Linked DNA regions of Homo sapiens: region 1 is linked to region 2. The links are chromatin contacts, found by Hi-C or POLR2A ChIA-PET in ENCODE. All regions are on one chromosome and are shown on one strand. Each heading gives the region's core, a stretch centred on a gene start or an enhancer-like site at or near the end of the contact. The rest is flanking DNA. Distances are from core to core; before and after follow the strand shown. Region 1 holds the start of KU-MEL-3 (a long non-coding RNA gene). Region 2 overlaps LOC105374894 (a long non-coding RNA gene).

Evidence for each region. Hi-C counts contacts between places; a loop is a spot of excess contacts on that map. ChIA-PET counts read pairs that join two places held with the same protein, here RNA polymerase II (POLR2A). Pooled maps may share reads with other maps.
Region 1: a map of heart left ventricle shows a loop between it and region 2 (2.6-fold over the local background). The contact joins the promoter of KU-MEL-3 here to the enhancer-like site in region 2. A Hi-C loop is called at or near these places in 4 of 168 maps with a recorded cell type or tissue (Right ventricle myocardium inferior, heart left ventricle, heart right ventricle and 1 more) and 1 of 50 pooled maps. POLR2A ChIA-PET finds 5 or more read pairs at or near these places in 1 of 52 experiments (WTC11).

What each region holds. Positions count from the first base shown.
Region 1 is chr6:4,606,227-4,612,963 of GRCh38, reverse strand. KU-MEL-3 (a long non-coding RNA gene) reads right to left here and starts at 2,399. Exons shown (of 2, transcript NR_122107.1): 1 at 2,152-2,399; 2 at 1,045-1,986.
Region 2 is chr6:4,456,202-4,463,097 of GRCh38, reverse strand. All of the region lies in intron 2 of LOC105374894 (a long non-coding RNA gene), which reads left to right. The region is part of intron 2 of LOC107986561 (a long non-coding RNA gene); the gene reads right to left. Among named protein-coding and RNA genes, the nearest start is that of LINC02533, 29 kb to the left of the region's middle. Within about 2 kb of position 2,222, at least 13 of the 41 ENCODE cell types and tissues checked have a DNase peak (open chromatin) inside an H3K27ac peak, as active enhancers do; they include heart left ventricle and heart right ventricle, where a contact is called at or near this core.

The DNA.
Region 1 (6,737 bases), core at 1,150-3,649, 150 kb before region 2:
TGTCTGCCAGGCAACGGCTACATTCTGGGAAGACAGAGGCAACCCCCAAATCCTTTGAGCTCATCTCTTTTTGACTCACAGATGGATCTCCCCCATGAGCAACACTTTGTGGAGTTTTGGAATGGATTTCGTGTTGCAACAGTGTTTTCTAGCTGGTTGTCTAATTTAAGTGGTGAGTCTGCAGAATGTCCAGGGAGGATTTGAATTCAGATGATAAGGCTGCATGGATTGCAATGCTGACAGATTTATGCACAGCATTGCAGGAAGGTCTCCAAGTCACTGAAAATGTTTCTGAAGGTCACTGCAAACTCTTTGCGTGGGACATAATCTATGAAAGTTTTGAGTTCTCCTTGTTTTCTCTAGAGTAATGATTCTGAAATACTGTTGCTAAGTGGTCAAAGCTACTTTTCTCAGCCCTTTTCTTTCTCCTCTCATTTTCTGTTGGTTCCTTCTGGAAGGAAGGAGAAGCATTTTCTCACTGAAGCAACATCTAAGTTACAATGCCTCATGCTCACCATTGCTCCAGGCCCCAGGGTGCTTTGCAGTTATGCAGTCCTGTCTAAATGAGTGCTCCAGTGGATGACAGAAAATGCTGCTTCAAAGATGTTAACCTGGATGCATAGAAAATTTTCTTGTTTTTTTGTTTTTTTTTTTTTTTTTTTTTTTTGAGACGGAGTCTCGCTCTGTCCCCCAGGCTTGAGTGCAGTGGCATGATCTCGGCTCACTGAATAAGTGTTGACTATAGAAAAAAAGAGAAAATTAGAAATGGTACCTTGACTCTACACTTCTAACAATCGCAGTCTGCTGTATTCTGGTAGTTTCCTGATGCGAAGGACGTTAAGCAACGTGTGTGTGTGTGTGTGTGTGTGTGTGTGTGTGTTTTAAATCTAGGATTGAATACAGACCATCTATTTTGGGTCTGAATGACCCAGTCTGGCAGTGGGTGATCTCATTCCATTGGACAATTTGGTCCAAAAAGCATTTCATTAATTACACTCAGCGCAACAACTTGCCCAGGAATCTGCTTCTGTGCTTGGAGAATAATCCCACTTTATAAACAATCCACTTTATTTAGCACAGGCCTTCAAGAAAACACCAGACACTGACATGATGAATTGCTCTCTTGGGAGCACGGGTGGGTGAGACTGGGGAGGAGGATGGGAAGTGAGAACTTGGTCCGTTTACCGGAAGACAGCAGCACACAGATCTGCTTGCACCCTGTACCTCATTGTCTAGGATAACAGGATTCCACAGCCTTGCCCTGATAGAAGCAACTCGGCAATTAATGGGTTGATGGCCCACAGTCCTTCCAAGGAAAACCCATGTTTGCTTGCTGCAGCCACGTGGACAACAGGCAGGCTCACCACAATGCCTGCAGGCCCTTCCTGGTCTCTCAATTTCACTCCTTCAACAAGCGTTTAGCAGATGCCTCCTCCTTATTACCTTCTGTATTAGGTGCTGGGGATACACTGGGAGAAGGTTCTTGTTCTTAAGGAACTTCTGATCCTACAGCAAGCCAGTGATGAGGGGAGAAGTGGTAGAATGGGGGGGATTCACAGCATGAGCACACAGAGGAGGGATACTCACTATGGGGCAGGGAGTGGAGGCTGGTGCTTAGTCGTCAGCATTCATTCTCTGGAACTCTGTGGACCCGTGCTTCTATATTTGCACATAGTAAGTTCTAATTTAACCATGAATTTTGGAAAAACCGTGATCATAGAGTTTCTTTCTCTGTCTTCCTTTCTCATCTCTTCCTCCTTTCTCTCTCCTTATGAACAGCGGTCTTTTCAAAGTTAGCCCATAGGATTGGGACCAAGCCTGAGATTCCAAACAGTGTTGGAGAGGGTGGAGTGTAGAGAAGCACCTGAGTCTCATGGTGAAGTTAGAGACAGGGACCCCGAGGCCTGGCATGATTGGAAGCAGGGCACAAAGATGAGTGTAGAGCAGAGGCCAGCGGGAGGGTAAGGAGCCTGGAGGTCAGGAGGCCTGCAGAGGGGAGAAGAGCAGAAACAGGGTCGGGAAGTGCCCCAACCCAGCAGTCCCTGCCTCCGCAAACAAGACTTGCTGGACACCAAGGCAGCCTCCTGACCTGACTTGCACACCAGTCACACACTTGCCTCCCAACAGGAATGACTAGACTCCGGAGCTCACCTGAGGCCTGCAGGTAGGAGCTGGAGAAGGATGAGGTCGGGGCGAGGAGTTCGCGGAAGCATTGGCAGGCCTGGACTCTCCTTTGCGCTGTTTCGTGGTTTATTTCCCAGCTCTAAACAAGGACGTCCTGCAAACTTCTGATGGGTTTGGTTTTGTGGTAACTTCTTAGAGAGCTCAGAGCATCAAGGAAGAACATTTCCTCAGGATGCTGAGGCGTGGACTGGCTTTCATCTCAATTTTCTTCAGCTGATTTCCTTCAATGTTGTTTTTCTCTTTTGAACAAAAGAATATGCTGTTTGTTCGGTCACATGGACTTGTGGTTACTCACCCGTGGAAGGAGGCCACCCCTCGAGACTCTGGCAAGAGCAGGGGAAATTCCTTTCAACACCAGCCCCGAGGAATTCTCATGATCCTGGTTTCCATTTTGGTCAAATTAAAGATGAAAGGACTCGATCCAGCACTGAGGAGGACGATAGTTTTGATTCTGAGGGAGACACAGCTAGATGAAAAACCAGGCTAACCTTTTATCTGGTATGAGAGTGGAGAGGCACATCCTGTGACAAATTGAGCATCCATTGTGTGAGGAATTCCTGCTTCAGGCCCCATCTCAGAAATCAAAGCCTTGTAGGTGAGGAGAAACAACCGTGAGGCGGCAGGTTTATTTATTTATTTTCCCACCAAAGTCTTAGATAACTTTACTGGGTGCCTGCCTTCTTTTTGGTTTTGTGTTTGCATAATTTTAGAAATGCCATTAGGAATAGCTGCTTTCCTAGAGAAAGTTTCCAGTTGGTAAAAACAGGACAAGCTGTTTTCGATAATCATGAACCTTTTCATTTGAAGGGTTCTTTTCCATACTCCTGACTCCCACCACCTCTGATATAGGTAATTCCATGAACTTTAGCACTTCTTGATTTGGTATTCTTTAAAAAATTTTAAATTGTGGCAATATACACATAACATAAAATTTAACATCATATCCAATTCTTTTATTTTTAAAAAGATTTATTTATTTATTTGAGATAGGGTGTCGCTCTGTTACCCAGACTGGAGTGGAGTGGTGTGATTACAGCTCACTGTGGCCTCAACCTCCTGGGTTCAAACAATCCTCTCACCTCAGCCTCCTGAGTAGCTGGGGCTACAGGCTCACGTCCCCACACTGTTTAATTTTTTAAATTTTTTGTAGAGATGGGATCTCACTATGTTGCCCAGTCTGGTTTCAAACTCCTGGCCTCAAGCAGTTCTCCTTCCTTGGTCTCTGAAAGTGTGGAGATTATAGGCATGAGCCCCTGTGCCTAACCTCCGGAAGTCTTTCCATCCTCCCGAACTGGAACTCTGTACACGTTAAATCCTAACTCCCCACTTCCCTAGCCCCACTCTGCAGTCCCTGGCATCCCCTTTCTACTCTCAGTCTCTACGAGTTTGACTAATCTAGGACCTTATATAGGTGGAATCAGCAATACTTGTCATTTTGTGACTGGCTTATTTCACTTAGCATAATGTCCTCATAGATTTGGCATTCTTTTACTTTGTCTTTAAAATACTATTTCCTCTTAACATCCAAGGGCTAACTCATTTAAACTTTGGAAAGGTCATCAATAAAATTTAAAAATATTTCCTAAGCCTGGAAATTGTAAAGACAAGTATGGATCTGTGAAACACCCTATTGCTTGCAGCAGAGCGGAACATCTCAGAGGTGAAAAACCAAGTGAAGAAGAGGCTCGTGTTAAGTGGCGCCAGCTGGGAACGTCCTGTACAGTAGGGCGCTGAGCCCTCAGGCCCGCAGCCAGGGGTAGGGGATTCTCTGCAGATGTGCCCTCCTCATGGCTGGTGCCGGTGGTCACGCTGCTCTCCTGGGGCCGTGGCGACAGCTGTCCATGGAGTAGGGCTGGCAGCGGCTCTGGAGGGAGGCATCTGCCCGGGCTGTCACCGGAGTGAAAGAACAGGAGGCAGCTGCGCAGAGGCAATGGCAAGGACAGGAGCAGAGGACACAGAAAAAACACCCTCGATCTCCTTGTGTGCTTTCCCCCAAAGCACAGGCCCCAGCCTGGTCATCGTGCCTCCCCAAAGTCAGGGAATACCCCAGAGGCTGTTCCTCCTCTCCGTGTTCAGGCCTGGCAGTCTGTTCTTGGACAGAGAAGGCTCATGCCAAGGCAGCTGCCCGGCAGTGTCACACGAATGCTGGAACAAGGGGGGCTGGGTGAGGACACCAGACCATTCATCTCACAGACACGGCCTTTAAAAGCTCCTTGAGGTTTTCTTATGTCTCAGTAGCAATGCAAATAATCTCTAAGAACCGTGACACCATCTTTTTCAAAGACATGTAATTTGCTACTGTCAATAACACGGATTTCCCACCCGAAAGAGCCAATGTGTTTTCTCGCTATTTATCAAATCTTTTATACTCTGATGACTAATGGAAAATACAATGGCAATTTGTTACTGTTTTGGCATTGTTTGCTATCAGAAGTGACACTGGAACAAAGGGGTAATAAGTTATGGTTGCATTCAAAGTTTATTCTCTCCTGCGGGAGTATACACACTCACATATCAATAGGAGTTGATAACTATAATGTGTGTAGCCTTTATGAATTATCTGTGTAATAATTTTCACTTTAAAAAAGCATGTTCCCATCCGTCAGTTCATTTCGGCATCACGAGAATGTTTATGATATTGTTTCAGTTGAACAGAACGAGACTTAAAGGAGAAATGGCTTGTCGAAGGCCCTATAGGAAGTCAATTGGGGCTAAAATTAGGTCTCCTGAGTCTTAAACCAGGGCTCTTTCCACTAAACTGTACTTGAGAAGAAGGTGTCAGAACCACAGGAAGCATGGTGAGAGATGTGTTTCTTTCTCCTGCTGACTTCTCCCCAGCCCCAGCCCAGACAATTCTGAAATGTTAGAGTAGTGATTGCTTGAGAACCAAGGGGACTATTTGGCTGAGCTGTTTAAAATTGCCGTTTTTAAAAGATTAAAACAGTCAAATATCAACAATTGCAAATGTTTCAAACTAATTGCTCTCCCCAGATTTATATAAGGTTATATTTCCCGTGTAGCGTCAAATTGGTCTTTTTATTGGTTAATTTGGCTGGTCGCTTTGCTTTCAATTTTGCTGCCCCTTGGTCTGAAACAGCCAGTGACCTCAGATCATTGTTTTAGTGGCTTCTGTAACCAAATCGAGCCAATTATAGAGGCAGCTGGCCAAACCATGCAATTAACCCCAAGCAAGGCAATTCAGGGTCATGTAAGTATGACTCACAAATGACCAGCCTATAAGAATTTTCAACAGGTCTAACCTGCTCTTGGTTACTGCACATTTTGCCTGAAAAAACAATTAGATCATATTCTTTTTCTGTTCATCTGGCATACGTTTGCATGAGTTCTGGTGAGTGGGAGATTTCCAAGGCTGTTACAGGGGGATCATTAGAAAATCAGGAGGGATCTTGGCCGAATGTCAAGAATGAAGGAGCAGCAAGTCAAGCCGCCAAGGAAACACACATTAGAGTCATTCGTTCTCACCACTCGGCGGAAGCTGGTAACTCGCTCCACTGGCCAGGCTTCCCACCATCTGGAGTGGAGTCCGGGTGCTCCTACCAGGGATGGATGAGCTCCAAGTGCAGGCAGCCTGGCACAAGGGCCGCGGCCACCAATGCTGGAAGATAGAGCCTCCTGCTTCCTGCAGACAGCAGAGCAATGAGGATGGCGCTTTGTGCCTTTTCTGGTTACAAGGTGCTATTGTGAATCACTTGATGTTGAGCGTGAAATTACATGGAGCTGTGAAGCCTTTGGTGCTGCCGACTGGGAGGAGCAGTGTTTCCAAGGTGTTTCTCTGTGTCCCTGTTTCTGGCAGCGAGGGCTTCATTTTCACTTTGCGTTCCAAGTGGGGAGAGTTTACAAAAGGGCAGGGCAGAAGAACAGTGGTTCCCACAGAAAGATTACAGATGCATGGGCTAATGTTAGAAAGACAGCAAGGGGCAGCTGCCCACAATCCCGGCAGGAACGTGTCAGACCATGCTGGAGGAAAGCAAAGTCAATGGAGAATGACTTGGTGCAGTGGAAAGTCAGCTCTATGGACCAAAATCCTTCAGCAACCCTGATTTGTAACATTTGCCAATATCTGTGGTGTAAAAAATACTCCCACTGTGGCCAATTTCAAATTGCCAATAGCTTAACAACTGGCTTGCAAAATTTCTGGGTGTTTGATACTCTTCTCTTTAGAGCCTGTGTGAGTTGGCTCCAAAGAGGCACTGAGTGGCTTAAAAACGGAAATCAGGCAAATGTATAAGCAAAGTTAAAGTTTACGTAAGGATATTGGGGTGAGAAGCAAGTGTCTCGGAGTGACCCATCCCCTGCCCTATTTCGTTTGCCTCCCTTTTTTGTAAGTTCTCCAAGGATCAGCACTCCCTTGACCAATCACAAGCATCCCAGTCCCAGGTGACCTAACCCACTCAGGCCCCACCCCTGCAGTCCCTAGAGCTGGTGGTCTTCCTACAGACCCCCTTCTACACTTGCGTGGCATCAGCAACGCGTGCTGCACCTGCAGTGCAGAGGTCTCGGGTTCCAGCAGGCAGGCTGAGCACTGAGGGCAG
Region 2 (6,896 bases), core at 973-3,472:
CTAGAGCCAGGAATTGAACATTCAAAGAAACCCCACCATTTTTGTTACTGCTAATTTGTTTTCCGAAAAGGTTGTGCCAATTTACATCCCTTCCAGCACTATAGGAGACAGCAGATTTCCCCACACTCAGCACAGGACGGTCTACTCTGTGAACTTCCCTGCTATTTATGATAGCTGGAAATGGATTGGTTTTTTTGTGTTTCTTTTTGCATTTATTTGAGTATTAGTAAAGTTACACATTTTTCCTTTTCTTTCCCCCCTTTTCCTCTTTTTCCTTTTTAGAAACAAGATCTTGCTCTGTTGCCCAGGCTAGAGTGCAGTAGTGCAATCATAGCTCACTGCAGCCTTGAACTCCTGGGCTCAAATGATCCTCCCACCTCAGCCTCTCGGGTAGCTGAAACTACAGTCATGTGCCACCACACCAGCCAATTTTTCAAAAAGTTGTTGTAGAGACAGGGTCTTGCCATGTTGCTCAAGCTGGTCTCAAACTCCTGGGCTCAAGTGATCATCTCACTTTGGCCTCCCCAAAAGTTTGTGGGATTACATGCATGAGCCACTGTGCCTGGCTAAGTTACACATTTTTCGATGTTTCAAGTCGTTTGTATTTTCTACTAAAAATTTGGAGCCATTTATTTGTAATGGTCTTAGTATTTAATTGAACCACGTGTAATTAAAATTTTTGTAAGTCAAACATTGTTGAATATCATCTCAGCCAAATGTTTTTTCAAATGCATTAAGAATATTAATTAATTTAGATACATTGGCTATAGATATTTTTGTTGATGTTTTGATATAGAAGTTTTAATTGCCAAAATGAGCATCCAATCATCTGGAAATTCTCTGAGTAATGAAGATGGCATGCTAATGATTGCCATGGACTATTTTTTAAAAAAAACTTTCCTGCTTTTGTGTTTTATTTGTCCCTTTTGTTCTTCCTACTCTTCTCCTGACCCCTCAGGATTGAATCCAGAAAGATGTATTTTCATGAGATAGGTGAAGGCTGGGTATCAATTTTGGAGAATAGGAAATATCATTGGAAGAATTACAGGTGCCAGTAACACAAGTTAAAACAGTACACCTTTATTATCCTTGATGCCATACACAACTAAAACTGTAGCCTGACAGCATTTGGGGCATAGCTTTAGCTGTAGCAACTAAGAAGATCTTTAAGGGGTGATCATGGCTTAAGTGTGCACATATGCCCTGCGTGACACTCACATACGTTGCCTCAGCGGAGAACTCACTGGCTGTGTCTTACTCTGAGCCAAACAAAGACAACGCCAGCCCATCTGGCTCTGAAACAATTTAATATCTTCTCTTTCCTGTAGGTAGACAGAGAACCATTTGAAAGTTAACTATCATGACTGCATATTGCACACACATTTTTAAACTTCTAAAAAAAAGAGAGAGAGAATGGCTACAATGAAGAGCGTCAAGTCCGCTTGTCAAATCTTGTGGTAAGAGGACGAGAAATGCTACTTCAGTAGCCACGAGTATTTCTGAGATCGCTAAGTAGCACTTGCTTTTAACATCTGCTGTTCAAGACCCTCATTTGTAGCAGCCTTTTCTGTTTGCTTCTGTTCACATGCGGAGGCAGGTGGGGTCAGATCCAGTTCAGGTTTCTTGAGCCTCTGATTAAAATGATTCACACCAAATCTCCCTTGGCCCCAAATACATCTTCACATCAAATACTGGTTATCTCCTATAAAACTGGGAAGCAAATCTAGGCTCCTTCAGTGTGCAAGGCTTTGATCGACCCAGTGGATCTTGCTGCTTTCCTAAAGCATCAAGGAGACTGCATTTCGTTTTCACAGTGTGGCTCCCAGGAGGGGAACTGAAAGCATTACAGATGATGTGTCTGCAAATACAATAAAATGTTCTTAGTGGGCGAGGAGGACATTTCCGACCCACGGTGCAGAGTGGATGAACTCACTGTTGGTTTTCCCGGGAAGAACACGGCTATTGTCACTTGGCTCCTACTTGGCGGATGCCGGCTAGGCTGGGGCGCAGTCAGTGAAGAGGAACAAAGTTTTCCTCTGTGCAAAGCTAATTGACCCATTCCCGGATCAAACCTGCAACCTCGGCCTTCTTGGCACCAGCCACAGACTGACTGAGCTAACGGGGACAAACTGTTTCCAAGTCATGTAGGAACAAATCCTTCGGAGCACAAGGCGTCTGCTGCCCGGCACAGGCTTCTCAGCGAGACCTTGGTGAATGGGCTGGAATCTCTGCACGGAGCAGCCAATTGGCAGGCAACTGACAGCCGCTGGCCTTTTGCACACAGGGCCTCACTGGAGCTGTACTTTGTTTTGCTGAAGGTGACTTATTCACACATCCCAGATGTTCCCTGTAACCGAGAGCCCTGGAAACAGCTACCGAAAAACACATGTGTTTTCTAAAGGCCTGACAGAAATAAATATGAGCAAACAGCCTGAGGTTGCTGTCTGATCACCAGGCAGTCTAAGGGCTGACCCCATCTCTTCATTTCCTCTCTGTGCTGCTGGGCCTCCCTTCCCTAATGGGGCAGGATCTGAACAGCTCTGGTTGTAGTTTTAGGGTTTGCTGTAAGTAGTTTGAATGTAATAAACTCATAGAAGAACATTAAAAGTGTTAAAAAGAGGGCAAGGAGAACAGAAAAAGCTGGTATTAGCTTGAAATGAATATGTGGAAAATGCAAGTATACTTTGAAAATGATAGCATCGTCTCATATTTGCTTTCGATTAAAACTTATACAGGCATTTTCTCCCTGCGGAAGCCTAAAGCTCTCCCTTGGAGGAATGTCAGCAGTGACACCTAGGTAGCCTCTGGCAGCTGAGGGGTAAGACACAGGAAATCAACCGCACGAATGCATTTGTCCTCCTCCTGGGACCCGGGCCCAGCTGTGCAGGATGCGTAATGCCCCTCTTAGGTTCTCTCGGCATCTCCCTAACTGGCTGCCTCGCTTCCACTTCCTTTCTGTCCAAATCCAGCCTGCAAATGGCCATGACACGGATCTTCCCAGGGCCTCACCAGCAATAAGTCGTTTCCCTACATGAGATGGCTTCATGCTCCACCATGTGAAATGCACGGGGAACAAACAGCAGTTGCCTCTCCTTGGCTTTTGAGACCTTCCCCTGTCTGCCATAATCCTACTTTCCAAACCCTCTCCTGACCCCACCAGGGTTGCCTCTGTGGCCCCCGACTCTTCCTGTTTCCCAGACCAGGTTGGACCCCATTAGAAACTTCGTGATGTTCTGCACCTCCTCTTCCCAGCCCTCCTCACAATCCCAATTCTCATTTAACCTCTTGTCCGCTTCTGTGAGCTCCCTGTGAGGGCCAGAGCTGAGCCATCTTCCTCCCTGTGTGTCTGCAGTGTCTGGTAAGGAGGTGCTCTGTGAGTCTTTGCCGGTTGAAGGAATGACTCCTCTTAACAACCAGCTGGCCCTGCCTTTTAATACTCCACATCCATTCTGTTTCGTCGTTTCTACCCCTAAGACTATGCTCCTGTTGCTTTCTCTACCTGAGAAGGCCTTCCCTCTTCCCATCCACATCCCACTTACCTTTGCTAGCCCCCACTCAGTTCTTTATCCTGTACAAGGTCGCCCTTGACCCCTGATCTCTGGCCCATCTGATCTGCCCTGAGTTCTCCCGCTTCCACATTCCTAGGGCACTCCCTGCACCACGGATGCAGGCCCTAACACATGCTACCTTGCAGTGTGACCTGAATTTTCCCCAAGTCTGGCCTCCCTTATCAAATCTGTATCCACCTTCCTAAATTCCTAAGAGCCCTGAGCAGAGCTGAGCACAGACCAGCTGTTCGATAAATGTCTGACTCACTATGATTGGGCAACTTTCCTGCCTCTCTCTGATTATCTACATCCTGTCCATTGTTCCAAGTCTGGCTTCCTTTGAGGTAGCTTTGTGGATGATGCCCACGTTGACCTCATGCCTGGCTCATGGTGTAAATCCACACTTTGTGGAACTCTCACCCCTTTTGGGATGACATGCTTGAGCACACACTCCCAGTAAACACACATAGTCCATGATCTGTGAACTTGACGTGGGTCCTGTTGTACCCTGACTCTCTGGATCACTGGTCTACTCTCAGGGGAACACAGAATGCACACTGGCGGCCATGGGGCTTCAAGGCACCGCTTGGCACTTTAGCCCATCTCATGTTGCTCTTGGACACCAGAGAACATAAGGCCTAAAATGTGTGGCTGGGGGTGTTGCCTTTTTGGGATAACTTTCTGTGCAAGTTGGAACTTCTGGTCCTGTTGTTTGACGCATGTATCTCTCAGTATAGGAGGCTGATGGTGGAACCCTTTGAGACCAGGAAACCCAACACCAGGAGACCAGACATTTTACTGGACACAGACAGACACTTATTTTAAAGATGCCTACTGCGCCTGGCACAGAGTAGAAACTTAACATAAGTTGATTTAAATTAAAAGCAATTGTGATCCTTGATGGCCAGCGCCCTACCTCATTGTACTGAAATGTCCTTTTAATGTGAACCTCGTTAAAAAATTTTGAAAATCTACATACTCCTTCAGACATTTTTAAATTGACATCTAACATCTTCATCATCATAGGGTTAAATAAGTTTACTTCTTATTAACAGGAGATAAAAAATGTTAAATATTTTATATGGTAAAATAAGATGAGAATTGATTATAATTGGAATACATATTTTATATTATTTCAAAAAAATATTTTCATTAGTTTATTGATTAAAGGATGACATATCGGAAATATATCAGGTGAAATTTTTGTTTGTCTGATTTATTGTATTTTGAAAAATCCACTCATCCTGCAAAAAATTCCAGTTACATTTATTTAAATGGATCAGTATCGCAGCCCTATATGACTTAGACATTCTGAATTATGAGCCCTCATGGGCCAATATGCCTTCTCTCTTGCAGAAATACGTATAAGACAGGAGAAGGCAGAAAGCCTTGTGAGCTCAAGGGCCTTGATTTATCTTTAAGTTTATCTCATTGCTTTAAACTCCCTCCTGCAGCAAAGCACCAAAGCAAGATTTGGGATGGATAAAGGATACATCTTTTTTTCTAAAGTGAGAAAAGCTACATTCTGAACATAGCTCATTTTCAAGCTGATTAATATTAGAAAAATACTACTGGAAATTGATTCCCCTGTAACTATCCTTGCCTGAGTATTATGGGGAAAGTCTTCAGGTCCCCCAGGTAAATGTGCACCTAGTTGGAGGAATGTCGGCCCAGGCTGCCCACCTAGTGATGAGACAGGTAGAACAAGGTGAGCATAAGTGCTGCCCGGGCTGGGAGCAAATGCCTTTCCTTGGTTCCACGGAGAGGGTGGTCCTTATCTTCATGGAGAAGCAGCTAATTGGCCTGTAATGAACACAGACAGAAATGAAAGGGTTTCTAAGCCAGGGACATGCAACAGAGTACAACACCTCTCAGAGGAGCAGAGGGCAGAGTGGTGGGCAGGCAAGGCTGAAGCAGAGGTGAGGAGGGAACAAAAGGCAGGGCACAGGAGCCAGCATGGCCTCAGGGTCAGACTCGCTTAGGTCAAGTGCACCCTGGTTCTTTTTGTCAGCCCTGCCCTGGGAAACCTAGAGCTCAGACTCCTGGGTCCCCAACTTACAGCCTTGTCCTACAGAAGGAAAACTGTACAGCTTTTGCAGCATGACACGCTGTGAATACAGTCTGGCCTCATCCTCTGTGGCTCTGGCACCTCCACAAGCCCCTGGCTCATGCTCTGGTCCCTGTGTCTTGTTCTTCTCAGACAAACCACACTCTGCCTGGCTTGAGTGCCCAAGCTGTCCCTCCTCTGTGTAGAATGACCTCCCTGTTAACTCACAAGTCATTGTTTCTGAGCCTTCTTTCTCTAGCGTGTCCGTTCCTACCTTCCCCCTTAGAGCAGAACTTTTCAAAGTGGGGTCCACTTCTGTGCCAGCATTACCTGGGACTTTTTGTGGGGAAAGAGAGTCGATTCCTAAGACACATCTGGAGATGCTGATTTGGTAGATCTGGAATTTGAATATGTAATATTGGAACTCCTGGGACAATGTCTGGGAAGCTCAATTTTTATAGACTGCCCAGATGGCCGGGTGCTCCTATATTTCCTAGAGCTTGGGATCCACCAGGATGCAGCTGGTGACTTCCTCAGTGTTCCCGGGCTCTCTTCAAATCTCTACTGGAGCACCTGCCATACCATACTGTAATTTGTTTATCTTCCTGTCTCCACTAGTGTCTGAACCCTCAAGAAGAGCATTGCCCTTCATCTTTGTTGACTCCACACCAGAGCAGGGCCTGGCACATAGTGGTGTTTGATTGTTTGGTGGTTGCTATGGTTTGAATGTCTGTGTTCCTTCAAAATGTATGTTTAAATTTAATGCCCAATGCAATATACTAGGAAGTGGGACCTTCAGGAGGTAATTAGGCCATGAAGGCTCTGCCCTCAAGGATGGGATTAATGCCCTTATAAAAGCGCTTAAGGGAGCAAGTTTGTTCTTTTTTTCCCTTCCACCATGTGAGGACACAGCAAAAGGTGCCATCTGTGAAGCAGAAAATAAGCCTTCACCAGACACCGAATCTGTCAGCACATTGATCTTGGACTTCCCAGCCTCCAGAACCGTAATACATTTTTATTATTTACATATTACCCAGCCTAAAGTGTTTTGTTGTAGTAGCAAGAATGGACTAAGACAGTGATCAACGTGTTGCTGGTAAATGGTATACAAGAGAGAACGCGAATATCGTCAGAGTTCTCCTTCCTGGGTATCAGCATCAATGAACATAATGCTCTAAAACTTGAAGAGAACCACCTGCTGGAATCTAGGATCAAGCTAAAGGGCTTTGCAAGATGCAAAAGGCAGACCCAGATAGAAAGAGACGGTGCACCATGCCTGACAGCCATTTCTCCTTTCTTCC